Linked DNA regions of Homo sapiens: region 2 is linked to region 1. Evidence: read pairs that join two places in POLR2A ChIA-PET (ENCODE). Cell type or tissue: GM12878. All regions are shown on one strand. Each heading gives the region's core, and the rest is flanking DNA. Links, peaks and the distances in the headings are about the cores only. Region 1 overlaps GALM (galactose mutarotase). Region 2 has its middle 18 kb from the start of HNRNPLL.

Evidence for each region. Peaks named below come from ENCODE experiments on the same cell type or tissue, not always from the same donor. Only the 100,000 strongest peaks of a DNase experiment are listed, where the experiment ranks them.
Region 2: POLR2A ChIA-PET joins it to region 1 with 13 read pairs; 7 of 35 experiments call an interaction of 5 or more read pairs at or near these places.

Annotation. Positions count from the first base shown.
Region 1 is chr2:38,702,701-38,717,920 of GRCh38, reverse strand. All of the region lies in intron 4 of GALM (galactose mutarotase), which reads right to left. All of the region lies in intron 1 of LOC124905993 (a long non-coding RNA gene), which reads left to right. Among named protein-coding and RNA genes, the nearest start is that of SRSF7, 41 kb to the left of the region's middle. RefSeq lists a silencer at 7,907-8,107. In GM12878, for the core only: no CTCF peak of the experiment used is centred there; a DNase peak (open chromatin) is centred at 8,150.
Region 2 is chr2:38,612,963-38,628,182 of GRCh38, reverse strand. No RefSeq gene overlaps it. Among named protein-coding and RNA genes, the nearest start is that of HNRNPLL, 18 kb to the right of the region's middle. In GM12878, for the core only: no CTCF peak of the experiment used is centred there; a DNase peak (open chromatin) is centred at 8,470.

The sequences.
Region 1 (15,220 bases), core at 4,948-12,947:
TAAGGCTGCAGTGAGCTGTGATTGTGCCACTGCACTCCAGCCTGGGCTACTGAGCGAGACTGTCTCAAAAAAAAAGAAAATGGTTTTATATAATTTGTTCCGTATTTTGCTTTACAAATCTATGCAAGCTGTCTTAGGGCTCACATGGACTTACTCACTGATCTTGGGTATTTCTATGCCTCTGTAAGATTCAATTTCCCCATTTATAAAATGGAGCTAAGGCCAGGGATGGTGGCTTCCACCTATAATTCCAGCACTTTGGGAGGCTGAGGCAGCGGGGATCACTTGAGGCCGGGAGTTCGAGACCAGCCTGGCCAACACGGCAAAACCCTGTTTCTGCTAAAAATACAAAAAATTAGCCAGGCATGGTGGTGTGCACCTGTAACCCAGCTACTTGGGAGGCTCAAGCAAGAGAATTGCTTGAATCCAGGAGGCGGAGGTTGCAGTGAGCCGAGATGGTGCCACTGCACTCCAGCCTGGGCGATAGAGTGAGACTCTGTCTCAAAAAGAAAAATGGAACTAATATTAGCACTTACCTGGCACATAGTGTGTGTACTCTCTCACTCTCTTTTATACACACACACACACACACACACACACACACACACACACACTCCCTTAATACAGAGACCAGGTATTAATCACAGCATAAACTTTTTTTTTTTTTCTTGAGATGGAGTTTCGCTCTTGTTGCCCAGGCTGGGGTGCAATGGCGTGATCTTGGCTCACTGCAACCTCGGCCTCCCAGGTTCAAACGATTCTCCTGCCTCGGCCTACCGAGTAGCTGGGACTACAGGCATGTGCTCCCACGCCTAGCTAATTTTGTATTTTTAGTAGAGACGAGGTTTTGCCATGTTGGTCAGGCTGGTCTTGAACTCCTGACCTCAGGTGATCCGCCTGCCTCGGCCTCCCAAAGTGCTGGGATTACAGGCATGAGCCACTGTGCCCGGCCCCATAGCGTAAATCTTTCATGCAAAAAGGAAGGTGCATTTCTGCCTCCAGAGCACACTGTCATTTTCATTAGAGTACTTAAGGTTTCTGTTTTTTGTTTGTTTGTTTGTTTTTTAGAGTCAGGGTCTCTTATGTTGCCTAGGCTGCAGTGCAGTGGCTATTCACAGGTGCAATCACAGCTCACTGCAGCCTCAAACTCCTGGGCTCAAGCCATCCTCCCACCTCAGCCTCTTGAGTAGCTGGGACTACAAGCACACACCACTGTGCCTGGCTTATTCTGTTTTCTGAAGCTTCCTCTTCTAGTGATTTTTAAATTGAGAACAATGGTTTTTAAATGATTTTTTTGAGTCATGAACTCCTTTGAGAATATTATAAAAGTTATGAGATCTCTCTCCAGTAAAATGCACACACACATACAGAATGTTCCCAGAGCCTCTGAAGCCCCGCCATGCATCCCTGGCTAAGAATCCTTGGTCTATAGAATATGTTCTACTTATAGTGCCATTCATCACAAAACAAGTTGCACCGTCATGACCTGATGTTGAAATGCACATTTGGAATCTCACAGTCACATAACCTCAAGTGTTTGCTCAAGCAACACAGATTCCTCCCATAGCAATGTGGCAAAAACTTTGTGTAGTACACCAGGGCCTCCTTCTGGACTGTTTATGATTCCTCCATACTCTTGAACACGTACACAACAATCTGACACGCGAAAGGCGCAGAAGCTGGTCTTAATCTGAGCAAATCAACAGCTTTCAGAAGCTGCAGGGAAATGAAGCATCAGAGAAAGTGAAAATTGTCCCTAATGATAGCTCAGAAAATAGGGCTGATTAGGCAAACTGCATATCCCTGGGTTTCAGTGGATCCCAGAAGTCATGGATTACCAATCACTGTTACCACCCTCCTAGGAGCATCCTGCTCACCTGTTTGGCAGTTAAACTCAATAGAACAGATTTTAGAGTCAGGCAGGCCTGGATTTAAAGGCTGGCTTTCTTTGCTGTATAAATTTGTGGAGGCTGCTTAGCTTCTCTGAAGCTTGGTTACCTCATCTGTAAAATGGGGATAACGAGACTCTACCTCATAGCATTATTGCGAACACTAAATGAAATAAGGCATGTAAAGTGCCCAGCACCCTACTCAGCAAGTGGTAAGTACTCAGTAATATGGCTGTTACTATGGACAGTAGCAGAGGGAAATAACAGCGTAACTCTGGAGTTAGGAAAACTCGATTGCAGGCCGGACACGGTGGCTCACGCCTATAATCCCAGCACTTTGGGAGGCCAAGGTGGGCAGATCACTTGAACCCAGGAGTTCAAGACCAGCCAGGACAACAAAACCCTGTCTCTACAAAAAATACAAAAATTAGCCAGGTGTGGTGGTGCATACCTGTGGTCCCAGCTACTCAGGAGGTTGAGGTGGGAGGATCACTTGAGCCCAGGAGGATGAAGCTAAAGTGAGCTGTGATTGCACCACTGCACTTCAGCCTGGGCAACACAGCAAGGCCCTGTCTCCAAAACAAAAAATAAACAACAAAAACGCCTTGATTCTAGATTTTGACTTCACCAATTACTTACCAGTTTAACTTTGTGCAGGTTACTGAACTCTCCCATTTTTAGCTTCCTCAACTGAAGCACTGAAATATACAGACTTGCTTAAAGAATTTTAAAAGCAAGACCCAAGTATATGCTGCCTTCAAAAACTCACTTCACCTATAAAGACACATAGACTGAAAGTGAAGGGATGAAAAAAGATATTCCACAGAAATGGAAACCAAAAGTGAGCAGGAGTAGCTATTGCTTGCATCACACAGCATAGACTTTAAAACAAAAAATGTTTAAAGCGACAAAAAAGTTCATTACATAATGATAAAAAGGATCAAGTCAGCAAAAGGCTATGACAATTGTAAATATGTATTCACCCAACCCTGAAGAACTCAGATATATAAAGCAAATATTATTAGAGCTAAAGGAAAAAAATCCAACTATAGGCCCCAGTACAATCATAGTTGAGAACCCCTTTCTCAGCATTGGACAGATTATTTAGACAGAAAATCAACAAAGAAACATCACAGGTAAACTATACTATAGACCAAATGAACCTACAACATTGATCTTACTCTTTTATTTCCAATGCTAGTTGACTATCCATTGAAAACTAGTCTATGACTTTAAAGCAAACATACTAGGTTTTCTTACTGGTTGTTACATGCTTCTCAGAATTATCTGTATTGGAGTGGTTCACAAATTGGAAATCAAATATTGAGGGGATTTGTTAGTTTGTTTCAGTTTTGCTGTTTTTCTTCTTTTTGTTTGTTTAACACAGAAAGTGGTTACTATTTTCTCCAGTGGCTAAAAGGAAGGACTAGAAAGCAGATAATTATTATATTGCCTTTTTCTCTACACTTGGCTCTGCTTGAGAGCCAAGTGGGTTACACCCTGTTTCAAAGTGTAGTTCAGCCGGGCGCAGTGGCTCACCTGTAATCCCAGTACTTTTGCAGGCTGAGGTGGGCGGATCACTTGAGGTCAGGAGTTCAAGACCAGCCTGACCAACATGGTGAAACCCTGTCTCTACTAAAAATACAAAAATTAGCCGAGTGTGGTGGTGCACGCCTGTAGTCCCAGCTAATCGGGAGGCTGAAGCAGGAAAATTGCTTGAGCCTGGGAGGCAGAGGTTGCAGTGAGCCGAGATCACACCACTGCACTCCCGCCTGGGCAACAGAGCAAGACTCCATCTCAAAAAACAACAACCCCCCCGCAAAAAAAACCCCAAAGTAGTTAAATGAGCTAATAATGCATGTACTATATGTGTTTAGACATGTCTGGTACATATTAGACACTCAGTAAATAGTGGCAATAAAGATGATGATGGTACTAATAATAGTTAATACTTACAAAGCTCTTACTAAATGCCAGGAACTGTTCTAAGCACTTTATATGTATTTTTTTTTTATTTAGTTGTCACAACCAATAAGGTAAGTCCAATTATTATCATTGGATGAGGCCTATAGAACTCAAATAAATTGTCCTAGATCACACAGCTGGTAAATTTTTTTTTTTTTTTTTGAAGCAGGGTCTTGCTCTGTTGCCCAGGCTAGAGTGCTGTGGCACGATCACAGCTCATCACAACCTCGACCTCCTGGAACCAAGTGATCCTCCTGCCTCAGCCTCCTCAGTAGCTGGGACTACAGGTGTGTGCCACCATGCCCACCTAATTTTTTAATTTTTTTGTAGGGATGGGGTATCTCTATGTTGCTCAGACTGGTCTCAAACTCATGAGCTCAAGCAATCCTTCTGTCTTGGCCTCCCAAAGTGCTGGGATTACAAATGTGAGCCAGCACACCTGACAAGATTTCAACCTAGACAGAGCTTGAGACCATGCCCTAAACCACTGTTTTCCTGAGAATAATGTGTCAAAATCAGCCCTGTAAATCAGCGATTCAAGATCACTTCACTAAGGTTTGAGACACTTCCCGTTTCTGGCTGGAGCTCCCCTGCCTGCCCCATCAGTTTTCATGGCATGAGGGGGGCACCACTGTCCAAGAACAGGAGGACTGCTAGGGCCACATGCTGTTCTAAGAGAACCAAGACAGCCTTCTCCAAATCTTTCTAGATCTGCCGTTAGGATCAGTCAGCCAATGGCCACTGACTGCTCTAGTATGAGAGAGACAACCCTTCTGCCTGACCACACCAAGAGAAGGCATTCAGGGTTTGCTTGATGATTTCATGAGGGGAACATATTGGGGTGGAAGAATGTTCCCTGCATGCTTATTTTGCTACTTCCCAGCAGCTTGGGTAGGCTCCGGTGACAATGGTGTGATTAGGGAGCCCATGCTGATGGCAGACCCAGGGCCTCCTGCTCTCCTCCAAAAGTCGCAAGGCTCCCACAGTCACGACTCACAGGAAGCCAAGAAGGGCACTAGGGACAGGTGGCAGACATCCCAGCATCGTGAAAAGGGTGGGTAATTGAACACAGCTAGGTTACATTAATCACCCAGGGTCAGAGAACAGAACCAGGAAAGGAGAGAGGGGAGAAATCAGTCCAGCCTTTCTGGTCACTTGGCCCAGGAGCAGTGGCACAAAATGGTTTTATGTGGGGGATTTAGCCCCTGTAATCTCTATCAGGGCACCCCCTGCTTGCACATCGCCCCAAATAAACATACAACCTAAATTCGAGGCCAGCCCCAGCCTCCGCTCTGATGAGATTGCTGTCCTGCGCTCCTCCTTTATAGAAACGCAGGCAACACCATGGCTGCTCAGTCACCTATGGTTTAGTGGGAACATAGAGGCTTTCATTTGCACTGCTGGAGTCAGAAGCAGGGAGCCCTGAAGCCCAGGGACAGTCTCCTAGATCTAACTATCTGCGGGGATTAACTGGTCATTATCGCCTCTGGGATGTGTGTTCTGCAGACCCTGCTTTCTATTTGTTCCTTGCATCTGGCCCTGCCCAGAGGACTGATTTCAGCAACTATAAATTTGGAGGGTGCTGTCCATCTTGGAAAGGATTCTGGAATGGAGACCTGAAAGCGAAGAGGAAACATGTTTCCCAGGAACCAAATACAAATATGTTCAAATACAAATCATGCCTGACCACTCTCTAGGCTTCTCTGAGTGGGTTACAAGACTACAGGCTCAGGGAGCTTCAGGAGATATGCACCATCAGGGCTTCAGTGAGCACAATCTGTAGGGAATTGCCACATGGCCTCTGACCTTGTGTATGACTAGGTGAAGATACATATTTTTCTCACAATATAACAGACAGCATGAAGCTAGGAGGCAGATACACTTGGGATGACAGAACCAGGAATCCAAAAGATAGTGTAAAGTAAGGGTAAAATGCTGACTAAAAGAAGAAATTTATGAATAGCAGGAACAGATATGGTCTTGGACTTTAGTCAACAATGAAACAAAACCAACCAAAGGACACTGCTCAGATTTAGCTTCTTGTCACTGTTACCCTGGGCACAAAACATAATCTTGTGAGGCCCCACTTCCTCACTTGTAAAACTGGGATAACAACAGCCCCTACAACATGGAGTTGTTATGAGAATTAAATCAGTAAATGTAGGCAAAGCACTTACTTAAGATAGTGATGATGTTGATGATGATGATGATGGTGGTGGTGATGATGGTGATGATGGTGGTGATAGTGATGATGATGATGGTGATGGTGATGGTGATGGTGGTGACAGTGATGGTGATAATGGTGGTGATAGTGATGGTGATGTTAATGATGATGGTGTTGATAGTGATGGTGATGGATGATGATGATGGTGATGGTGACAGATAACACACAGTGCTAATCATAGTGCTTCTCACTAGGCAGTCTCATTCCAGAGACTATGTTCTTAACCACCTTGCTATACTAACTCTCATAAGTATTAAGTATAATTATTATGATAATAACTGACTAGGAAGAAATGTGGCTGATCCACAGCATGGGTGAAAATGAATTTAAGGATGATGGCTGACAGCAAGTTCAACACGAGTCACATAAAGGCTATCTGTAAGGCCAGGTGTGGTGGCTCATGCCTGTAATCCAGGCAATTTGGGAAGCCGAGGTGGGCGGATCACCTGAGGTTGGGAGTTCGAGACCAGCGTGACCAACGTCGTGAAACCCTGTCTCTACTAAAAAATACAAAAATTAGCCAGGTGTGGTGGTGCGCGCCTGTAATCCCAGCTACTCAGGAGGCTGAGGCAGGAGAATCGCTTGAACCTGGGAGGCGGAGGTTGCAGTGAGCTGAGATCGCGCCATTGCATGCCAGCCTGGGCAACAGAGCGAGACTCCGTCTCAAAAAAAAAAAAAAAGGCTATCTGTAATGAGGTGGTGACAGTCCCAAGCTACTTTTTGCAGCATGGGTATCACAAGAGGAGAGGCCTAAAGACACATAGAGCAGGATCAGAAGGAAATGACCAGGGGCTGGTGCAGTAGCTTACGCCTGTAATCCCAGCACTTTGGGAGGCTGAGGTGGGTGGATCGCCTAAAGTCAGAAGTTCAAGACCAGCCTGGTCAAGATGGTGAATCCCCGTCTCTACTAAAAATACAAAAATTTGCTGGGTGTGGTGGCAGGCACCTGTAATCCCAGCTACTCGGGAGGCTGAGGCAGGAGAATCGCTTGAACCCAGGAGGCGGAGGTTGCAGTGAGCCAAGATCGCACCATTGCACTCCAGCCTGGGCAATAAGAGTGAAACTCCGTCTAAAAAAAAAAAAAAAAAAGAAGGAAATGACCAGTATGACCAAACCATAGCATAAGAAAAATAGCCAAGACCAGGCATGGTGGCTCATGCCTGTAATCTCAGCGCTTTGGGAGCCTGAGGCAGGAGGATCACTTAAGCCCAGGAGTTTGAGACCAGCCTGGGCAACATAGTGAGACCCTGCCTCTACAACAAATTTTTTAAATAATAGCCAGAGGACCTGGCATGTTTTGCCTGAATAAAATACTTGGGGGACATGCCAGCCACTTTCTAATGCCTTAAGCCTGCTACATAGGATCCAAGGCCCAGAAGTAGGCCAGGTGAGGGTGAGCCCTAGGTAGACAGATCTCACCTCAATACAGGAAGGCCTTTTTGACATGTTGACCCAAGATGCACAGTAAGCATCCTGTCCCAGAAGCATCTGAGTGCTGGCAGAATGCAGAAGTCTGGGACTCAAACACTGGATAGGGGAGTAACTATTTTATAGGCTCTAAATAGCTCCTCCAAGTGTGGACCTAGGACCATCTGATGACCACATGCATCACCCAGGGGCTTGTTAGACACATAGATCCAGAGGCTCCACTCCAGCCACTGAGTCTGAATCTGCATTTTCACAAGTTGCACAGGTGATCTGTGTGCACATGAATGCTGACAAGCACTGATGTGGAGATCATCTGAGGAAGCCCCAGGTTCAGGTGGGCTGCTGCTCTGAAAAGCAAAAGTTGGGAGGGACACTGGGGCAGCAGGAAGAGCACGTGGTGCTAGAGTCTGGTCTCCATGAGGATAGCCCAGCTGTGCTTCCAGCCCAGCTGCTCCAATTATGTCTGTTTCTTTATCTAGTCGGGCTCAGAAGAGTCAGTCAAATTTGCATAAGGAGGCCTGCGGTAAAGGGGCTCATGGGCACAGGTACTCATCTGACACCTCATTAAGCCATCTTCGTAAATCATCTCTAGAATGCCTGTTGTTATTTTAGGAAACAACATAAAGAGGATGATAATTAAAAGTAACACCCTGGGTGGGAATTTTTACTTCCTTCCAGTGGTTGGCAAGTAAAGCACCTTGGGAATTTTTTGGTAAGGTAACATTTCTATACATTTTTCACAGATCACACAACATCAAAGCTTGTCTATGCTGCAGGTTTTTTTCCCTTTCCTCTGCTGGTGCTTTGGGTTTGCGGCTTTATTCTGTTGCTGGCTTTTTGTCTTATGTTTTTTTTTTTTTTCCTTTCCACCGAGCATTTTCTGATTTTACCTTGACTTGCAACGGGGGAGGGTATTGCTTCTGGATGTTAGATGACATCCGAAGCATAAAATGCTAAACCAAGCTGCAGGTCGTTTTCAGGTGAAAAGGCAATTTTACGCTTCATGGTTGGGACCACGTAAGGCATTTTCATGGTGGGGTATTTTTCATCTTAGATCCATCAGGATGACATCCAGGGATTTGCTGTCTAGTAGAAAGTTCACCTTTCAGTTACCCACTGTCTGTCTGCAGCCTCCTAGTCCTGCTGCTCTCCTGCACAGGCACAAGGGCATTCCTGCTAGACCTGCTCCCCTCCTGGGACTGCCAGGCCCCTGATGTTGCCATATTCCCCTGGTTTTCAGGGCCCCTTGCCACGCGTCTTCCCTGTCCCCCACAACCCTCACTGCCTACCTGTCTAGGCCCACTGTCTAGGACCTGAGACCCTTAGTAACACTCCTTGATCTGCCTTACACCCTGTCCTCCTGCTCCTCCTCTCTGATAAAACCCCAACTTCAGGTCATCCCACCATTTGCCTTCTCTGCTCCTGACTCCGCCCTGCCGAGAGAGCTGGAGAAAGCCCACAGAAGCACCGGCAGAGGCCACCACAGATTCACGGTCTCAAGCCTTCCCTGGATTCCTCTGCTCTCTGACAACCATTTTACTTGTCCTAAATCAGCTCCTCTCCTTCAAAAAACAAACAAACAAACAAAAAAAACTGTTATTTGACCCCACTTCCCTGCCTCACAGAGGAGCCTTCTCTTTGTCACAGCTTGTTGACAGCACTTTCTTTTTTTTTTTTTTTTTTCTTGAGACAGAGTCTCGCTCTATCACCCAGGCTGGAGTGCAATGGCATGATCTTGCTCACTGCCAGCTCCGCCTACCCGGGTTCATGCCATTCTTCCTGAGTAGCTGGGACTACAGGCGCCCGCCACCATACCTGGCTAATTTTTCATATTTTTAGTAGAGGTGGGGTTTCACCATGTTAGCTGGGATGGTCTCGCTCTCCTGACCTCATGATCCGCCCGCCTCGGCCTCCCAAAGTGCTGGGATTACAGGCTTGAGCCACTGTGCCCAGGCGACAGCACTTTCAATACCAGTCCTTTCTGTTAACTCACTGAGGTAGCTTCTAGGATGCTGGGACAGATTCCATGGCCCTGTGCTAAAGCAAATGAATCAGAATCTCTGAGGTGGGGCCCAGGATTCTTTTTTATTTATTTTTATTATTTTTATTTTTTTAGAGACAGGGTCTTGCTCTGTCACCCAGCTGGAGTGCAGTGGCGTGATCACAGCTCACTGTAGCCCCTAGCTCTCTGGGCTCAAGAGATACTCTTGCCTCGGTCTCCCAAGCAACTGGTACTACAGGTGCAAGCCACCATGCCAGGCTTTTTTATTTTATTTTATTTTATTTTATTTTATTTTATTTTAATTTTGATACAGTTTCTCACTCTGTTGCCCATGCTGGAGTGCAATGGCATGACCTCGGCTCACTGCAACCTCCGTCTCCCAGCTTCAGGTGATTCTCCTGCCTTAGCCTACCGAGCAGCTTGGATTACAGGTGTGTGCTACCACGCCTCGCTAATTTTTTATTTTTAGTAGAGACAGGGTTTCACCATTTTGGCCAGGCTGGTCTTGAACTCCTGACCTCAAGTGATCCACCCACCTCGGCCTCCCAGAGTGCTGGGATTATAGGCATGAGCCAGCACACCCGGCTGCTAATTTTTATATTTTTTTTGTAGAGATGGGGTCTTGCTGTGTCCTGAACTCCTGGCCTCAAGTGATCCTTCCGACTCAGCTACCCAAAGGACTGGGATTATAGGCGTGAGGCACTGTGCCTGGCAGGGTTCTGTATTCAAGAAAGCTGCCTAGTTGGGAACCAGTTATTGGCCTATATTCCTGAATCTTTCCTCACTTTTTGTCACTTCTCAAACGGTTACAGTCTGGCTTCTGCCCTGACCACTCTGTTACATTCTTAAACGGGGTCAGGACAACAACCACCACAGCCATGCAGGTTCCCAGGTCTCCTGCCACTTGACTCCCTGGAGTATTGACACTGTTGGTCACTCCAAGACTTCTAGACACCTCTTCTCCTTCTTTGCCTTCTACCCCTGGCCATCTCCCTTGGCACTTTAAGGTAGACCCTTTTTGGACCTTAAATATTGGTGGTTGTTTCCTAGAGTTTCCCAGGGTTTGGTCCTCAGACCACTGCTCTCCTCAGTCTATGATTCCTCTCTGGTAAATCCACGTGGCTTAATCTACAAAGTACACGCTGATGTATGCCTCCAGCTGTCATTTCTCTAACGTCACACTCATGCATCCAGCTGCTGGAAGTGTAAGGTCAGGTGTACAGGGGAGATGTACACCCCACAGGCACCCTAACCTCAAATATTTCAAGATCAAATCCATAGTTCTCCCAGCCCCCCATGCCAGCTCCCCCTCCTCCCCTACTCACAACTCACTGAACATCCCCATCTCTACTGCCCAGCAGCTGCTCTAGAGTCCCGGGGTCATCACACAGCCTTCCTGCTTCCTCATCTATGCATTCAATTCAGGCCTCCTGAGTTTTACCTCCTAAATATGATTAAACTGCCTTCTTCCACCTGACCCTTAATTTGGGTCTCATCTCTTGCTTGGACTATTAAAATAGCGACCCCCCCGCCCCCCTTTTTTTTTTAAAGAGATGGAGTCTCACTATGTTGCCGAGACTGGATTTGAACTCCTAGATTCAAGTGTTCCTCCTGCCTCTGCCTCCTGAGTAGCTGGGACTACAGGTACACACCATTGTGCCCAGCTCCAACAACAGCATCTAAACTGGTCTCTGTCTCCAGTCAAGTCCCACCAGAACAGTTGCTGGGGTGATATTTCTTTGTTTCTGAAACAGAATCTCCCTCTGTCACCCAGGCTGGATCACAATTCACTGCAAACTCCACCTCCCTGGCTCAAGGAATCCTTGAGCCTCAGCCTCCCGAGTAGCTGAGACTACAGGTGTGGGCCACCGCACCTGGCTAATTTTTTTTTTTTTTTTTTTGTAGAGATGGGGTCTCGATATGTTGCCCAGGCTGGTCTCGAACTCCTGGGCTCAAGCAATCCACCTGCCTCGACCTCCCAAAGTGCTGGGATTACAGGTGTGAGCCACCACGCCCAACCTGGGGTGAGATTTCTAAAATGCCAATCTTGACAGGTCAGTTCCCAGCTTAGAATGCTTGAAAGCCCTCCATGATCTAAAGTTAAAATTCCAGCTGGGTGTGGTGGCTCACGCCTGTAATCCCAGCACTTTGGGAGGCAGAGGTGGGTGGATCACGAGGTCAGGAGTTCAAGACCAGCCTGGCCAACATCGTGAAACCTCGTCTCTCCTAAAAATACAAAAATTAGCTGGGCAGGGTGGCGGGCACGTGTAATCCCAGCTACTTGGGAGGTAAAGCAGGAGAATCGCTTGAACCTGGGAGGCGGAGGTTGCAGTGAGCCAAAATCGTGTCACTGCACTCCAGCTTGGGCAACAGAGTGAGACTTTGTCTCAAAAAAAAATCAGCCTGATGTGGTGGTGCACGCCTGTAATCCCTGCTACTCGGGAGGCTGAGGTGGGAGAATAGCTTGAACCCAGAGCGGGAAGTTGGACCACTGAACCCGGAGGGGGAGGTTGCGCCACTGCACTCCAGCCTGGGCGACAGCACAAGACTCCGTCAAAAATAAAAAATAAAAAAAATCCCAGCTCATCGGCATGGCCCAGAAAGACAATCATGACTGTACCCAACTGTAGGGCTGGGCAAATGAGGTGCCTAGGGTGCAAAATTTAAGAAGACACACACTCTCAGGTGCTGACCCTGCACATGCACGACCCTGGGAGTGGATGCTGCCTTAAATTTTGCACCCTAGCCCTTGCTCTGCCCAACTGTCTCTTTGGCTTATTGGCTTAACAGTCATCACCACTCCTGCATTCTGTGCTTTGGTACTCTCACTCTCCTTGTGGCTAGATCCTCACAGACACTGAGAGGCTTCTCACAGCTCAGGACAATCTTGAGAATCCTCTTTCTACCCTGGCTTCTACACTCCTTCAGTCCCACAGGCATTATCTCTACAACTGCTCTGACCACATTAGGTTCTCCCCATCCCTCTGAGCTTCTCAAGGGCAGAGACAGTGTTCCATCCTCTTTATCTCTCAGGCAGCATGTAGCAATCAGTAGGTGCTCTATAAATGTTAGCTGAACTGAATACAAATCTGCTCTGGGAACTTACTTGAGTTAACATCAGGTCCGTTGCCCAAGGCCCACAGTCCCACTAAGCCCCTTCAGAATGTAGTGACCACTAAGGATGGCTATGCACCAGGAATGAACTAGAGGCAGCCCTTGTCCAGACCTGGGCTGGAGGAAGGGTAGATGTGAACCATCAACTCTCCAAGGGTGGTGGTCAGAGCTCTAGCAAATAATTCCCCTTCTGACAAATTCACTGACTGTTAGCCTGCAATTTTCACAGGAATTACACATCGCCTGGCCAAGTGCTAAATTTTGAGCTTTCTTCCTGCCAGATTTCTACCATGCTGGTTCATGTTTGCCAATCTTGTAACAGTAATGTGTTTTCCAGTAGGGAGCATGAGTAGCTTCAGGAGTTATTCTAGAGGCTCATAAAAATGATCTTGTGACCATTTTACAGGAAGGATTCAGTAATGTGCCGTCTTAAAGAATACCACTGCTACCAAGAGAGGTCCTTGGAGTTTTTGCATTAAACCTTGAATACTATCTAGCAGGGACCTATCATACAATAAACAGCTCTAGGGTAAACACATTTCATAGGGTCCAATGTCATGAGTTTAACTTTTTTACTGTTGTCCAAGTACTTTCTTATCTGTAGCCTTACTTTTTTTTTTTTTAATGGAGACAGAGTCTTGCCGTGTCACCAAAGCTAAGTGCAGTGCCCAATCATAGCTCAATTTGCCTTGAACCCCTGGGTTCAAGCAATCCTCTGCCTCAGCCTCATAAGTAGCTGGGACTACAGGTGAATGCCACTGGGCCTGGCTAATTTTTTGATTCTATTTTTTTGTAGTAAAAATGGGGTCTCTCTGTATTTCTCAGGTTCTTGAACTCCTGGACCCAATCAATCCTCCCGCCTTAGCCTCTCAAAGTTCTGGGATTAAAGGCATGAACCACTGTGCCCAGCCTCAAAAAAAATATTTTTTAAATTAGCTGAGCATGATGGGGGCATGCCTGTGATCCTAGCTATGCAGGAGGCTGAGGTGGGATGACCGCGTGAGCCCAGGAGGCCAAGGCTGCAGTGAGCTATAATTGCACCACTGCACTCCAGCCTGGATAACAGAGTGAGACCCTGTCTCTAAAAAAAAAAATAATAAAATAATAAAAAGAGAATACATAGTAGGGCAACCATAGACTATCATTACTTTGAAAGAGGAAAAAAGATAAGAAAACCCCCTTTGTGGGCCAAGGTGATGCAGCAAGTTCACAAAGGATTTTACATAGAATTTATTTTATTTTATTTTATTTTATTTATTTATTTATTTATTCATTTATTTTTTGAGACAGCGTTTCTCCCTGTCTCCCAGGTTGGAGCACAGTGGCACGATCTTGGCTTACTGCAACCTCTGCCTCCTGGGTTCAAAGCAATTCTTGTGCCTCAGCCTCCTGAGTAGCCGGGACTATAGGCACATGCCACCACACCCAGCTGATTGTTTTTGTATTTTCACAGAGAGGGGGTTTCAACATGTTGCCCAGGCTGGTCTCGAACTCCTGATCTCAGGCAATCTGCCCACCTCAGCCTCCCAAAGTGCTGGGATTACAAGCGTGAGCCACCACGCCCAGCCTTGGATTTTATATAGAATTTAAAGAGCTCATGATCCCCTTGAAGTTCTTTCATCATCTTCCCAGACATACAAGAACCCTAGTTAAGAATATCTGGGTTAGAGATTCTGTGCGGTCTTTGAATCAGGGTGTAAGAAATGGACAGGACCTCAGAGTTCAATGAATATAATCCTCATCAAGTCAGATTTTACAGATTCAGTCAATGAGGCCCAGAGAATTTTCATGGCTGACTCATAGCATAGCTAGTGGATGGCAGAACGGAGACCTATATCTTGGTTTTCTGAATCCCAGTTCTCACACAGTGTTGGGCTAATATACCGTGTTTAAGGCTGGGTGCGGTGGCTCACGCTTGTAATCCCAGCATTTTGAGAGGCCAAGGTGGGTGGATCACCTGAGGTCGGGAATTAGAGACCAGCCTGACCAACATGAAGAAACCTGTCTCTACTAAAAATACAAAATTAGCCAGGCATGGTGGTGCATACCTGTAATCCCACCTACTTGGGAGGCTGAGGCAGGAGAATCGCTTGAACCTGGGAGGCAGAGGTTGCGGTGAGCTGAGATCGCACCATTGCAATCCAGCCTGGGCAACAAGAGCAAAACTCTGTCTCAAAAAAAAAAAAAAAAAAAAAAAAAAAAAAAATATATATATATATATATATATATATATATATATATATAAAATCCCACATATCATCCCACCTCAGCCTCCCAGCCTCCTGAGTAGCTAGGATCACAGGCACACCCCACCATGCCCAGCTAATTAAAAAAAAAATTACACATATTATATATATATATATATAAAAAGTATATATATATAAATAAAGTGTATATATATATATAGTGTTTAAAACAAATGTAAAGGAGAGAGGAGTGTGGAGAGACTGGCTGGGGGCAAAATAAGCAATAGTTAATTCCTAGGATGTATAGGTTGGCTATTACTCAGCTTCATTTTTGTGTTCAGTATAGATTAGTTTTCTAGCTTCAACCCGAAGAGACCAAGCCTGAAGCTCCCTTCTAGCTCCCTACTTTGGA
Region 2 (15,220 bases), core at 4,354-12,353, 89 kb after region 1:
ATCATTATTATTACTTAAATTTTTTCCAGTTAGGCTGTCACTGAGTACAGAACACAGTGATATCAACAAGAATTATAGAGCACTGCTATAACATTACTTGACACAGAGCTTCAGATACACTCTGGCCATATCATCCTCTAAAATAAAGATCTATTTTCCCTAAGTTCTTTCCTGAAAGTCTCAGATCACTGGAGAGGCTGGAGTTGGGGTTGGGAACAGTGGAGGGGGAAGGTGATGAGGAGAAATGGTGGAAGTATCTCTCTGGAGGGGCTGCTGCTGACATTACAGGGTCCCCCAATAATAAAGCTGGTTCACCATCTAATTGTCCTGCAGAAAAGCCCTTTAGGCAACACACCTTGCCAATGCACCCGGAGCTTCCAAAGAGCCTTTTTAGGAGGCACTCTTAAAAACTAATGATCAGCCAAGGATTCTGACATTTCAAGAAAACCTGCAACATGAAAGACACATACTGAAACAAACAGAGAAAAATGGAATTCAGATGTTAGAAGGCAGAGAGTTCTTGACCCTGGAAAGAGTTAAGTCGAGTTACAATCACTGTTTGTAAAGCTGTTTGATCTGCAATGTTAGCACTGCTATGGCCACAGTCTCATATCACTAAGGATTACATTCAACTGCAAGTAACCCACCACCAGACTATAGTGGCTTAAACAAATAGCCATTTATTATTGTGACAAAACAAGAAGTTGGAGGTAGCAGCTGCAGGAATTGGTTCAATATCCCAATTATGGCAGGAACGGCACCTTTGTGATTTTCTCCTTCGTTTTCTCACGGTCCAAGATGGTCATTGCAGTTTCAGGAATCATATCTTATTAAAGGCTGATGCAGTCCCCATGCCCTTCTTTATGAGTGGGGAATCCTATACAGAGTATAAGGGAGGCTGTTAATGGGAGTAGCTTAATGGCTGCCAAGGGCTCAGAGAAATCTTTCTTCATATTTGTAGAGCCCAGTTTCTCATCAGAGGACTCTTAGCTTAGATTGGTGTTAAATGCAAGTAGTCAGGTAATGATCATTGTGATGGTTAATATTGAGTGTCAACTTGATCGGATTGAAGGATGCAAAGTATTGTTCCTGGGTGTATCTGTGAGGGTGTTGCCAAAGGGGATTCACATTTGAGTCAGTGGACTGAGAAAGGCAGACCCAGCCTCAACCTAGGTGGGCACAATCTCATCAGCTGGCAGCATGGCCATAAAAAAAAGCAGGCAGAAGAATGTGGAAAGACTAGACTAGTTGAGTCTTCTGGCCTCCGTCTTTCTCCTGTGGTGGATACCTCCTGCCCTCAGACATCAGACTGCAAGTCTTTGAGGGCAGCTTTGGGACTCTTGGGCTTTAGACCACAGACTGCAGGCTGCACTGTTGGCTGCCCTACTTTTGAGGCTTTGGGACTCGGACTGGCCTCCTTGCTCCTCAGCTTGCAGACAGCCTATTGTGGGACCTCACCTTGTGATTGTGTGAGTCGATACCCCTTAATAAACTCCCGTTTATGTATACGTATATATATTAGTTCTGTCCCTGTAGGGAACCCTAATACACTCATTTATAAATTAGTAGATTGTGCCACTGCTGACACCTGCTTGCCTAACGAAGCTTCCTATCTAGTTAACTGACAGTGTGCCCTTGTGGGACTGTTATCACTGACATCAAAAGGATGTGGGGGGAGGGGAAAAATCCCACAGTGGGTCTTAAGAAGACAGTTCTACAAGCACATCACTTTTCAAAGGTTTAACACCATTTAAAAACCATTTCATGTTACATACAATATAGAAAACATCCTCAAATGGTTTAAAGATACGTTCCTGTGACTATGTAAAGCTGGCAGTCTTCTGTGGAACTCTATAGAGTTTTCTCAGATCCTCAGGAGATTAATTCAGAGATGAGCTAAGCTAACTTGGGAATCAGTCCCTGGAGCTGGGTTGTGGATGACAACAATTCCAGCTTTTTCTTTTAAACATAACAAAGCTCAAGCACCATTATATAATGGTAATGTAAATCAAAACCACTGGGGAAAAATCACCCATAATTCCACTACTTTAACAAATAAACCAGTTTCATTTTTCCATGTATCTTTAATGATGATTGACATATTTCTTTAAATGACAAATCACCCATCTAAATGCAAGCTGCTCTTGAGCTATGAGAGATGGTTACAGAGCATTTGGGGGTTAGGGCCACACAAGAGGTTTGATTCACTGTCTTTAAAACTCTTCTGACCCTTACAAAGTAGCAAATTTTAAAAATCGTAATTTGTGTACACATCTTGTCTGTTCTAGATTATAATCGCTCAGAAGACAAATGAGAATCATGGTTTACTCACAATTGCATTCCCTGAAATACCTAGTTCATAAAAGACATATGTACCTTGTCCATAAAACACAATTAATAAATATTTATTGAAAAAGTGAATGGGGGCAGAGCACCATGGCTCATGTGTGTAATCCTAGCACTTTGGGAAGCCAAGGTGGGTGGATCATCTGAGGTCAGGAGTTCGAGACCAGCCTGGCCAAGATGGTGAAACTCCATCTGTACTAAAAATACAAAAAATTAGCTGGGCGTGGTGGCATATGCCTGTAATCCCAACTACTCAGGAGGCTGAGGCAGGAGAATTGCTTGAACCTAGAAGGTGGAGGTTGCAGTGAGCCCAGATCGCGCCACTGCCCTCTAGCCTGGGTGACAGAGTGAGACTCCATCTCAAAAAAAAAAAAAAAAAAAAAAAAAAAAAAAGTGAATGCGGCTGATCAAGATGGGGGTGTGGAGGCTAGGAGTGAGACCAGGAGGTGATAGCAAGGCTGCCTGTTTCCCAGCTCCTCTCTGGTTTGGCCAGTAACACAGTCTTGCATGAGAAGAGGGCTGAAGGGGAAGGGAGTGTGGGACACCACCATCAATTTTCTCAGTGCCGCTCTCTGGAGTCCCTGTCTGCTTCTGGCCACCCTAAGCTCTCAGCTCTATTTACCTACAGACCAGAGAAAAAACATTGTGCGATCTTTGAGACACTCTGCCCTCTGGTATCTACTTGCCAGAGTTGCTGTAAGGATTGCATGAGTTCATATATGTAAACTGCTTGACAAAATGCGTGACATGTGGTGTATTCGGAGATTAGGTAGAGTCCATGGGGGCACAGCCAGAGTAACAGACAGTCCTAGAAGAGGCATGCTAGAGACAGCCCGGAGCAGTTAGGGGCCCGAGGACAAGAAGTAATTTGGAGATAGCCAGTTAAACGTTTACCAGCACACACTGAATAGAGGCATGTGCTGGGACAAAGAGCCGTGTACTTAGAGACTTCAGGATGAAAATGCAAATGGACAAAACCATCAACTCCATCAGTGGGGGCAGCAGAATACCATGAGTGGCAGAGAAAGGAACATTTTCATTCAGGGGTCATCATCCAGGAATAAGACCAAACTAGTCCTTCCACAGCAGAGACCAGCAAAGATCCTGGATACCAACTGGATCTGAAGCCCCTCCCCCTACTGCCCCAGAATGCTGCAATCCAGTATCACTGAGCTGCCATCCTGAGGATGCCACTGGACATCTGTCCCCATGACTCAGTCATCCAGAAGACTGTTTAAAAGCCGAGACTAGGCCGGGCGCGGTGGCTCACGCCTGTAATCCCAGCACTTTGGGAGGCCGAGGCGGGCGGATCACGAGGTCAGGAGATCGAGACCACGGTGAAACCCCGTCTCTACTAAAAATACAAAAAATTAGCCGGGCGCAGTGGCGGGCGCCTGTAGTCCCAGCTACTCGAGAGGCTGAGGCAGGAGAACGGCGTGAACCCGGAAGGCGGAGCTTGCAGTGAGCGGAGATCGCGCCACAGCACTCCCGCCTGGGCGACAGAACGAGACTCCGTCTCAAAAAAAAAAAAAAAAAAAAAAAAAAAAAAGCCGAGACTATGAGACTTTTGATTGGCTGGTCAGTTTTCAAATAGTTGGAATCTAGAATCCAGTTCTCATCTTAGATTCACTTTTCCACCTTGACTTTTACTCCCCCTTAGCGAGGCACACATTGTCTTCTGGTGCTCACAGGCCATAGCAGTTAAAGTGGTAGACATCTATTTGTTTCTGTCTTTTTCTCCATAGTGACCAGTCCTGATGGACTATTCACAATCGCTCCTCCTTGGCTTATCAGGCCTCATGCAAATCACATGCTGTCCCAAATGACCAGTGAACTGCCTCCGAAGGAACCAAAGTGACAGGGGCTGTGGAGCTGAGGACCTCTCTCTAATCCCTCCAGGCTGAAAAATTAATGGCCCACTTTTTCTGATGGTAAAATAATAATTAGTATGATTAATATTAGTAATAAAATTATTAAATAATGTAAAGCTTGATGAAATCTCTTTGGGTGATAGGAAAATGAATTGCTATAGGATCTTGGATTCTTGTACTAAAAAGGAGAATTTTTTTTTTTTTTTTTTTTTTGAGATGGAGTCTTGCTCTATATCCCAGGCTGGAGTGCAGTGGTGCAATCTCAGCTTACTGCAACCTCCACCTCCTGGATTGTAAGCAACTTTCTCTGCCTCAGCCTCCCAAGTAGCTGGGATTACAGGTGCTCCCCACCACCCCCAGCTAATTTTTGTATTTTTAGTAGAGACGGGGTTTTGCCATGTTGGCCAGGCTGGTCTTGAACTCCTGACCTCACGTGATCCACCCGCCTCAGCTTCCCACAGTGCTGGGATTATGGGAGTGAGCCACTGTGCCAGAGAAATTTTTTAAAATGGTGTGTGTGTGTTTTTTTTTTTTTTGAGATGGAGTCTCGCTCTGTCGCCCAGGCTAGAGTGCAGTAGCGTGATCTCGGCTCACCACAACCTCCGCCTCCCAGGTTCACCCCATTCTCCTGCCTCAGCTTCCCGAGTAGCTGGGACTACAGGCTCCCGCCACCAGGCCCGACTAATTTTTTGTATTTTTAGTGGAGACAGGGTTTCACCATGTTAGCCAGGATGTTCTTGATCTCCTGACCTCATGATCTGCCTGCCTCGGCCTCCCAAAGTGCTGGGATTATAGGCGTGAGCCACCACGCCCGGCCTAAATGGAGTTTTTAAACTGTTCTACACTAGAGGATGAACAGCCTGCTTTCTGTAGACCTCCTGATTACGTTATCCTTGATCTTATATACATTAGACTCTGGTTGGAGAGAAAAATACACACACACGCCAAACAGATTCCATTATTCTCAGTTTAGAAAAAAAACCTCATTAAATTTGTAGGTAGTACCTTAGTGATAGTGCTGATAGGAGGTGAACTAAATTCAAGAATGTCTGTTGAATCCATTACCTGCACTGAAAAAAAAAAAACCGGGATTTTACGCTTATACAGGGCCATTTTGACCTGGCTACATCAAAATGGCTGCTTAAAAATGTCCTGCTTCAGACTTGTGTTGTATTCGGTCTTGCAAACACATCCTATCCTGACCACCTCACTCCCTGCTCCTTAAAACTATACCCTAAAGAACACAGGAGCATTTGCCTGTGACACAGATCAGGAAGAATCCATTCACAAACAACCATAACAATATGCTTTTTACACATACTAGGAGCAGAGGTAAAGCCTATGCAAATTATTTTTCTTCATCATATCTTTTAGGTATAATTTTAAAATTCTAGACATTCAACGATCTGCAGGTGATTGGTAATACTATTTTGCTGGCTGCACAATGTGAAAATACTATAGCATATAATGAGAAGTAGGGAACAATTCTATCTTTTGTGGTCAAGGCCCTCACATGTCAGACATGTTGTGGTTTTCTTCTGCAAAAGAAGCGGGAGGTGGAATAGGGAAGTAAGGAGAAAAGGGAAATGACTGAAGAGATTCAGTCATTCATTCAACAAATACTCATTGAGCCCTACTGTGTTCCAGCACTATTCCAGGCACTGTTAATAGAAGCAAAACAAAGATCTCTGCATTTGGAATTCTAACTGGAATAAGGTTATACCGGACATGAGTATGGGAACTGTTGGTGCATAATGATGTGTAATGTTCTCATTTGAGTCTATAGTATACTTCTTATAGCTACGTTGGAACATACCGTAGATATTAAATGCAAATATTCACCTATGAGAATTCTTTTTTTGAGACGGAGTCTCGCTCTGTCGCCCAGGCCGGACTGCAGTGGCGCTATCTGGGCTCACTGCAAGCTCCATCTCCTGGGTTCACGCCATTCTCCTGCCTCAGCCTTCCGAGTAGCTGGGACTACAAGCGCCCGCCACCGCGCCCAGCTAATTTTTTTGTATTTTTAGTAGAGACGGGGTTTCACCGTGTTAGCCAGGATGGTCTTGATCTCCTGACCTCGTGATCCGCCCACCTCGGCCTCCCAAAGTGCTGGGATTACAGGCGTGAGCCACCGCGCCCTGCCGAGAATTCTTACAGCAATTGTGGTGGTGCTGTTCTTGATGCCATTGGTGAGCCAACATTTACCACATACAAGAAGGTGTGTAGAAACCCAAAACTGAAATTAGAGGTAGGAAATATGGCTGGAAAATGTTATAGAAATGCCATATATATATTTTTTTTTCAATTTTGTGAGCATTTATTTGTTAATTTCTAAAGTTCTCGCTCCCTTTAAAATATGTCCCTTCTTCCCCCCCAACTTTTATTCCAGCTGCAGGGGGTATATGTGCAGGTTTTATACATGGGTAAATTGCATGTCACAGGGGTTTGGTGTTCAGATTATTTTCTCACCCAAGTAATAAGCATAGTACTCGACAGGTAGTTTTTTGATCCTCACCCTCCTCCCACTCTTCACCCTCGAGGAGGCTCCAGTGTCTGTTGTTCCTTTATTTATGTCCATGTATACTTAATGTTTAACTCCCACTTCTAAGTGAAAACATGCAGTATTTGGTTTTCTGTTCCTGAGTTAATTTGCTTAGGATAATGGTGTCCAGCTCCATCCATGTTGCTGCAAAAGACATGATTGCATTCTTTTTTATGGCTGCATAGTATTCCAGGGTGTATATTACCACATTTTCTTTAACCAGTCCACCACTGATGGTCATCTAGGTTGAATTCCATCTCTTTATAGCCTCATATTTTTGTGGTACTGTGGCTTCTTCCTGGTCTTTGTTACAGGAAAGACATTTAAGTGATGTCAGCTATAAAAAGGCTAAAGTTTGTCATCTGAAAGATAAAACACCAGAATCTCTACCTTTAGTTTCATCAACATTTTCCAGGTCTTTCTTCTATATCACCACCTAAAAATCACTTATGATCTTATGAAAGTATAAATTCCAGAGAACAACAATTTGTTTTGAAGACTGTGATAGACACTGCTAGTTACCTGTTTAGTGACCATTTCCCACTTCTTTCTTGTTGAGATAATTCTAATTTTATTAGGGCAGCAATGGCAGTTCCTGGTATAGATACGAACTTTTCCAGCCAAATCGGGGGCCACGTGACATGGTTCTGGCCAATAAGATGATACAATAAAGAAAGATATAGTTGGTACCATCTTTGCCTTCTTTTTTCCCTCTGTGGCCTTGAACAATATATATGTGATTCCTGAAACTGCAACAGCTATCTTGGACCCTGAAGAAAAGAGTGGAAAATTACAGAGGTGCCATTTCTGCCACGATTGAGATATTGAATCAATGCCTGCAGCTGCTACCTCCAACTCCTTGTTATGTCACAAAAATAAACGGCTGTTTGTTTAAGCCATTGTAGTCTGGTTTTCTGTTACTTGTAGTTGAATGTTATCCTTGGCGATATGAGACTGTAGCCATAGCAGCACTAACTCTGTTGATCAAACAGCTTCACAAACAGTGATTGTAACTTGACTTTACTCTTTCCAGGGTCAAGAACTCTCTGGTTTCTAACATCTGAATTCCATTTTTCTCTGTTTATTTTGGTATTTGTGTTTCATGTTGCAGACCGTTTTGAAATGTCTGGGATCCTTGGCTGGCTATTATTTTTAAGAGTGCCTCCTAAAAAGCCTCTTTGGAAACTCTGGGTGCATTGGCAATGTGTGTTGCCTAAAGGGCTTTTCTGTAGGATGATTAGATGGTGGACCAGCTTTATTATTGGGGAACCCTGTAATGTCAGAGCCTGAAGGCCTTTTCTCTCGGACTATCCAGTTTCTCCAGAGGATTGATTAGGTTTGGTGGTGGTGGGGCACGGGGTGGGGGTAGGTACATGCTTGGTTACTGGCATTTTGAGAGCAGGAAAGGGACATGCCTGACATGTTCACAGTTCGGTACATAGTCTCTTACATGAAACTACAGTTTTCAGGTCTGTAACTCATTTTGTCCTGCATGTAGCTTAATCTTCAAGTTCAGAGACTGCTGGGTTAATCAGAATATGAACCTCCATTCTCTTTTGGGGTAGTGAGCAGAGAGGGGTCTGGCTGCTTGAGAGTTGTTGAGGAGACTGGAAGTCCAACCATTTCCCACACATGTAGCCCTCCAATCTTAATAATCTTGGAGTCACAGCTTCACTTCTACCTTCTGTGGCTCTTGCTGCCTGCAAGCACTGAGACTCTTTACAGCTCATTACTCATTGAAATTCCCCGCCAAGATGCTTAGATTTCCACTTCCTCTATCCTATTAAGTCATTTTTACTTCTCCATTCACTTTCCATCTTCCCTAAGTTTGTTGAATATTCTTTGTTCTTGTTTCTTCTCCAACTTGTGGCTGGGGGCTAAAACCTCTTTTCTGTGTATTCCTTTACTATTGTGTCACTGGTGTTTGGGAGGAGGCACAGAAGTGTGGTCACTCTACCATGTTTTCCTTCCTTTTTCTAGTTAACTTTATTTTGAATCCCAGAATGTACGGTAGTGAGCATTTATCCTAGTCTGTTTTATGTTGCTGTAATGGAATATAACAGACTAGGTAATTTATAAAGAAAATGAATTTATTTCTTATAGTTCTGAAGGCTGAGAAGTCCAATGTTGGGGGGTCTGCATCTTATGAGGGCCTTCTTGCTGTGTTATAACCATGGCAGAAGGGCAAGCAAGCACACAGGACAAACAGACAGGATGGGGGCCAAACTTATCTATTTATCAGGAGCCCACTCCTGAGATAACATTTTTTTCAGGGCCTAATCATATCTTAAAGACTCCACCTCTTAATACTGTTACAATGGCAAATTAAGTTTCCAACACATGAATATTGGGAAACAGATTCAAACCATAGTAGCATCCCAATAGTTGGCTGTAGGAATGAAAACCCCTGAGAAGAATTGAATAGTTCAGCGGATTGTGGCAGGAGCTCAAATCACTTATTGGTGAAAGAAATCCTACCCAAACAGGTAGGATTACAAAAGAGGAATTCCAAAAGAGGAATTTATTGGTTCACTAAAGTGGGTGGTTCAAGTTGAATGGACACTTTTGATCTAAAGGAGAAATTCAGAGCGTGAATCTATTATGTAGGAGGAAGAAAAGCTCCTTAGGTTAGTTAGTAGAAGTAAAATGAGTTAAATCAGTAAATTCAGGGCAAAGTGAACCTGTCAGCCAGAAGTTTTAGAAAGGGAGAGAAAGCAAGGACACAAATTGGCAGAAATTGCAGAATGTTTATGTGAAAACAAATGCAAAGGGAGCCAAGAATCCATGGGAATTTCACCTGGTATGATTCAAGTTCCATTCAAGTTGTGGTGTGCTGTTTGCTCCCCTTCCAGTTCTGACAATAGCACACCCTCTTTATGATAATGACAAAGACCACATTGAATAAAGTCAACAACAATTAGGGGCAAAACTATAGGTGGTCTAGCTAACTGAACCTTGGGGGACTATCTGGAGTGGAGCTTTGAAAGTGATTTGTGCCACCGATAAAATAATAATATTGGCTGGGTGCACCGTGCCTGACACCTGTAATCCCAGCACTTTGGGAGGTCAAGGTGGGCTGATTGCATGAGCTCAGGAGTTTGAGACCAGCCTGGGCAACATGATGAAACCCTGCCTCTACAAAAAATACAAAAAAATTAGCCAGGCAAGGTGGTGTGCACCTGTAGTCCCAGCTATTTGGCGGGCTGAGGTGGGAAGATCACTTGCACCCAGGAGGTGGAGGCTGCAGTGAGCCGAGATCCTGCCACTGCACTCCAGCCTGGGCAACAAAGTGAGACCCTGTCTAAAATAAAATAAAATAAAATAAATAGAAGAATAATATCAGAAGGAAAACAATTTATGTTACATAAAAAGGTTTAGTTAGACTCTGCAGGCTTGATAGTGATTGTAGGTACTTCCAACTGTTGTCTCTCGCCCTGACTTTGGTCAAAGTTAACAAAGACAGTGAATTGTGTGTTTGTGTATTCTTATTGTCCCACCAGTTGTTTTGTTGGCACCACTGCCTGGAAGAAACCCCAGGAACCCAGAACTGGGAAATGCTGGGAGTCTCTACTCCTGATGACCTTGGGAAACTGGTCTGGATTGGAGCAATGAAGCCTACTGTTCCTGAGTGGATGGTAGGAGAAAAAAAGAGTCAATGTGGAACCAGCTTCAGACAGAACTGGGATCCAGGGGCTCAGATGATGTCTTTAGGGCTGTTTTTCTGTCTCCTAGCTCTGCTTACCTCTTGCAGCTTCATTCTGAGCTTCTCCAATCCCAGGCTCCTATGTTCTTAGCTTAGTAAATCTGGTAAAAAGAGCCAGTCTTTCCCAATAGCTCTGACAAAAAACTCCTGGGGTTGATTCTGATATGTTCTACTTGGTCACATATATCTCTCTGGAACAACCAAGCAGACTAGGGAAATGGGGAACTCTGGTTGGCTTTGTCGGGTCACTTGCCTACTCTTGTGATGATGGCTGTGTAGCCCCAAGTGAGAGTTCAGCTCCAGCTGAGACACATGGATCGGGTTCCTCACAGGAAAGAGAGTTCTATCATAAGAAGGAGGAACCTGGCTATTAAAAATGAGAGCTGTCCATTACAGGTTCACTTACCACCGATGGATTAGAATCTTGCCCTTGTGTGCTGGCTAGCATAGCCCCTAACACAGATCACCTCATTCAATATAAAACATTCTAAACTTTCAGAATGGACACAGAACTGATTTGTTCTATGTAGCTTTAAGTGAACTTTAATTCAGAGTAATGATCATAGTACCTGCAGAAGTGATGCTATTACACTGTTACTTCATAGCTTCATAATATTAACTTGACAATCTGGTAACTGTGACCACGGCAGTGGCCAATGGTGGAGGAATACTTTTAGAGTCGGGGATGTGTCTCTATTGGTTTGCAGTGCCCAGCCTACTTTGAGCTAGGCTTCATCTCACTGTCCTTCATTATCAAAAGTTTTTGATCCACTTATTGGAATTTTTTGTCCATTGAAAAATAATGTAATGATGACTGCTTATGTAAATTTTACCTAAAAATGTCTACCTATGAGAAAATAGAATTTGCTTTACATCTTATTTATAGCGAACTTTTATGAAATACTTATTTTTAAAGTGAGGGACACCTGTGAAATATAAAACTGGGAATTGGTGGTGTATTTTTTTTTTTGTAAATCAGAGGTAGTTGGAATGTTCCCATACCTAGTCAACCCATGGAAACCAAAAAAAGTCATAATAACACTAAATGCCTAACTGAAAGGTTTCAATAACTTCCCCTCACAAAATCTCCACCAGTTAATCTGGGAGTTGTGAGCAAGTTTCCTGTATGTCCTTAGGAACAAGTCTGCTCATGTTCCTATGAAGGTCCAGTCTCCTGGCAGAAGTCCCTTGTTCCAAATCTGTTGGATGGAGGCGCTGGCCCTGTTGATGGGGCCCTTCCTGTAATTTCTGATTTTCTGCTGCCCTGTGCTTCACAGCACTTGGTGGACTGCTTTGCTCCCACTGTGTAGAAATGAAGGCAACGCCTCCAGCCCACTCTACCCTTTATTACCTGGGTCTCAGTGCTGTACATGCTGAATCTGACAATATGGCATGAGAAAGTTCCTTTGTCTTCTAACACTGATCTTCATAAAGACCTAATTGGGTCCACAGGACCAAACGGGTTGGGGTAGAGTAAAGGTGGAAGAGCCGAGAGGCCATGTTTTTCTCTCCACTCTCTTGAGATTCTTGCTCATAGCCTTTTACCTTTTCCTTTCTTCCTCAGCCTCCAAATTCCCCCAAGCCTCCAGGCATAGCTCTCCAAGTCAAGCATCAAATACCCCTGCACTTATTTATGGAATCACATATATGCCTCAGAACAGGAAAGGGTGATTGTCAACCATCTACATCTGCCTCTCTGGCAAGGTTTAGGCACTGGGTTACCCACTTCTCAGATATATTGCTTTGTAGAATAATATTATTGAGACTTTCTAAAACAGTTTAAAATCACCTGTTCTACCGGAGCAAGGAATAGAATGGCCATTTGAATATTGACAATTTTATTCTTTCCCAACCCTACAGTGTTAGAGTAGCCTACACTCTTTGTTCTATATTACCTACTTATGTTACTCAGCACATGTTCACAACTGAAGCTCTATTTCTTGTGCTCAAATTCACTAAATGAGAGAATGAACACGGTAGAACATTCTGCGAATGTTAGACGCTGTAATCCTTAATACATTTTTAAAAATAAAATTGAGAATTGTCAAAATATTTTAAGTAACTTTCCCATTGACGCCAAACATACATTAAATTCTTACTCAAATCCAGTGTTGGGTAGCAGTGATGGAATAATTCTGAATTCATTTTTTTCTTATACAAAATTTCCTTAGAAATTCTTTCTGATTTTGAGCAAGCTCCAAGAAGCATTCTGCAGAATAAGAATTATGGTTAGTACTAATGAGTCATTCTGTCCTTCTCCATCTGAATCACATATCAGTTCTGGCCTTATGGGTTTTTAAAAAATGATTTTGCAATCCTCTAAATAAAGTTTCCTTTGATGTCATTATAACGGGAGATTAAAATTATCTCTAATAATGAAACTGTATAATAACTTTTAAAGATTAAAACTCCTTAGAAGAGTTTGTGACTCACAACAGTACTCAATTTTAACCTTTAATATTTTTATTGCAAAAATATTAAAGAGGATGTTTAAAAACTTCAATGACTTCATCATCCTATTAGAAATGCCTTTTTAATTTTTCCAAATTTCCTCCCAGCTTTCTCCACATATGCACACATTTTTACATAGCTGTGATCATAGAGTATAACCCATGGTTCTCAACTCGGGGTGATTTTGCTACCTGTGGGGAGTTGGGAATGTTTGGAGACATTTTTGATTGTCACTACTGAGGATGGGTGGCGCTAGTGGTATCCAGGGGGCAGGGGTCAAGGGTGCTGGTAAACATTCTACAACGTACAGCTCCCTCTCAGCAAAGAATTATCTGGACCAAAATGTCAATGGTGCCAAGGTTGGGAAGCCCTGGTACACATGGTCACACTTTTAAAAATTAGACTTTTCAGGCCAGGCGCGGTGGCTCATGCCTGTAATCCCAGCACTATGGGAGGCCGAGATGGGTGGATCATTTGAGGTCGGGAGTTCGAGACCAGCCTGACCAACATAGTGAAACCCAGTCTCTACTTTAAAAAAAGCAAAATTAACTGAGCATGCTGGTGCATGCCTGTATCCCAGCTACTTGGAAGGCTGAGGCAGGAGAATCACTTGAACCCAGGAGGCGGGGGTTGCAGTGAGCCATGATCGTGGTGCCACTGCACTCCAGCCTGGGCAACAAGAGCGAAACTCCACCTCAGAAAAAAAAGAAAAAAGAAAAAAGAAAAATTAGACGTTTCAAAACTTTCCATCAAATAATAAATTGTTTTTTATTGTCACGAGTCTTATAATTACCCCTCAGTATATCTAGTTGACAATCATAATTTATCTAATGATTTCTTGACTCTTAGATGTCATAGATAATATTGTGAACATCTCTATGCATATGACTTCTATATTGGTTCGGACTAAACTTCAATTCTCCTGAGTAAAATTACTTTGACAAAGGATATTATCATTTTTATGGCTCTTATACTTGGTATGGGGATCTTATTAACTTTGGTAAAACGCATTTGTTATTAATAATTTATCAGAGAAAGTTAAAGTCTGCCTTTGACTATAGCTTCTAATGCTATTGTTTTGTAAGTGGGAAGTAATGGCACTGGGGGAGGGTTCTAACTGATGGTTTTAGCTTTTGAATAATGATGTCGTTTCACATTGCAGGGAGGATATCTCTTTACCCTCATTTGTGTTACCCACTGTGTCTGAAATCTCACATAAGTCTGTGGAGGAAAAAAGATATAACCATCTGCCTTAGCCTTCTTTAAGATATGAGTCCCTGGAATGGACACAGAGCGGGTTGGGACTGTGTCTTATTTATTCTTTTATCAGGGCCCACCACAGGGTCAGGTTGAAATGTTTATCATAAATGTTTGTTGAATGTAGGAGAGGTAACACATGAAGTGACTGAACGTAGCTGACTTTACTGGGGCAGACGACAGCAGAGGAAGCAGTGTGTTCCCATAAAATTATTGTTTTGTGGCAATGTTTTAGGATCCACAGATTTGTATGCCCGATCCACAGTAACAGGCCAGTTACACTGAGACAGCAGCAGAGGGTTTAATGATCACAGGGCGCCGAGTGAGGAGATGGGAGGAGAACTTCGAATCCATCCCTCCCAGGAGTTCTGGGCTGGGGCTTTTAAGGTGATCATGGAGGCTGAGGGGCTGGAAAACTGGAGTTGTTGATTGGTCAGGGTAAGGGGAATAAAATCATCAGGATGTAAAAACTGAATTCCTTGGTGAGTGAGCTCCTGGGGGTTCCTTCAGACCAGCTGATGTCAGTAGTGTTGTTGATACGTGGGACCAAAAAGAATATATCAAACGTAAAACTAAACATTTAATAATGTTCCAGTTGTTATCTATTGAGGAGTTAAGGGGAACTAAAATCTTGTAACAGGTTCTATGTGATTCTGAGGCAATAGCACCAAGCAACCATGAGGAAGCAGTCAGAGAGCAGCTGGCCTCATGATTAATGCTGAATGGGCGGTGAGCTTGGTTTATTTTTGTTTCTTCCCCTCCCTCCTTCCCTGATTAATTTTATAAAGTTTATAGGGATGGCTTCAGGAACACATGAAAATCATCGTGTTTCGATTTGTTCTTATAGTCATCATTATACTTAGTGATAAAGACTGTTGCTTTTGCTATCAGACTCTGCTAGAAATATTTGCTAACATTGGTGGTGGAAGCCAAGATATCAAAAGTCTGGGCCGGGCACGGTGGCTCACGCCTGTAATCCCAGCACTTTCGGAGGCCAAGGTGGGTGGATCACCTGAGGTCAGGAGTTCAAGACCAGTTTGATAATCTGGA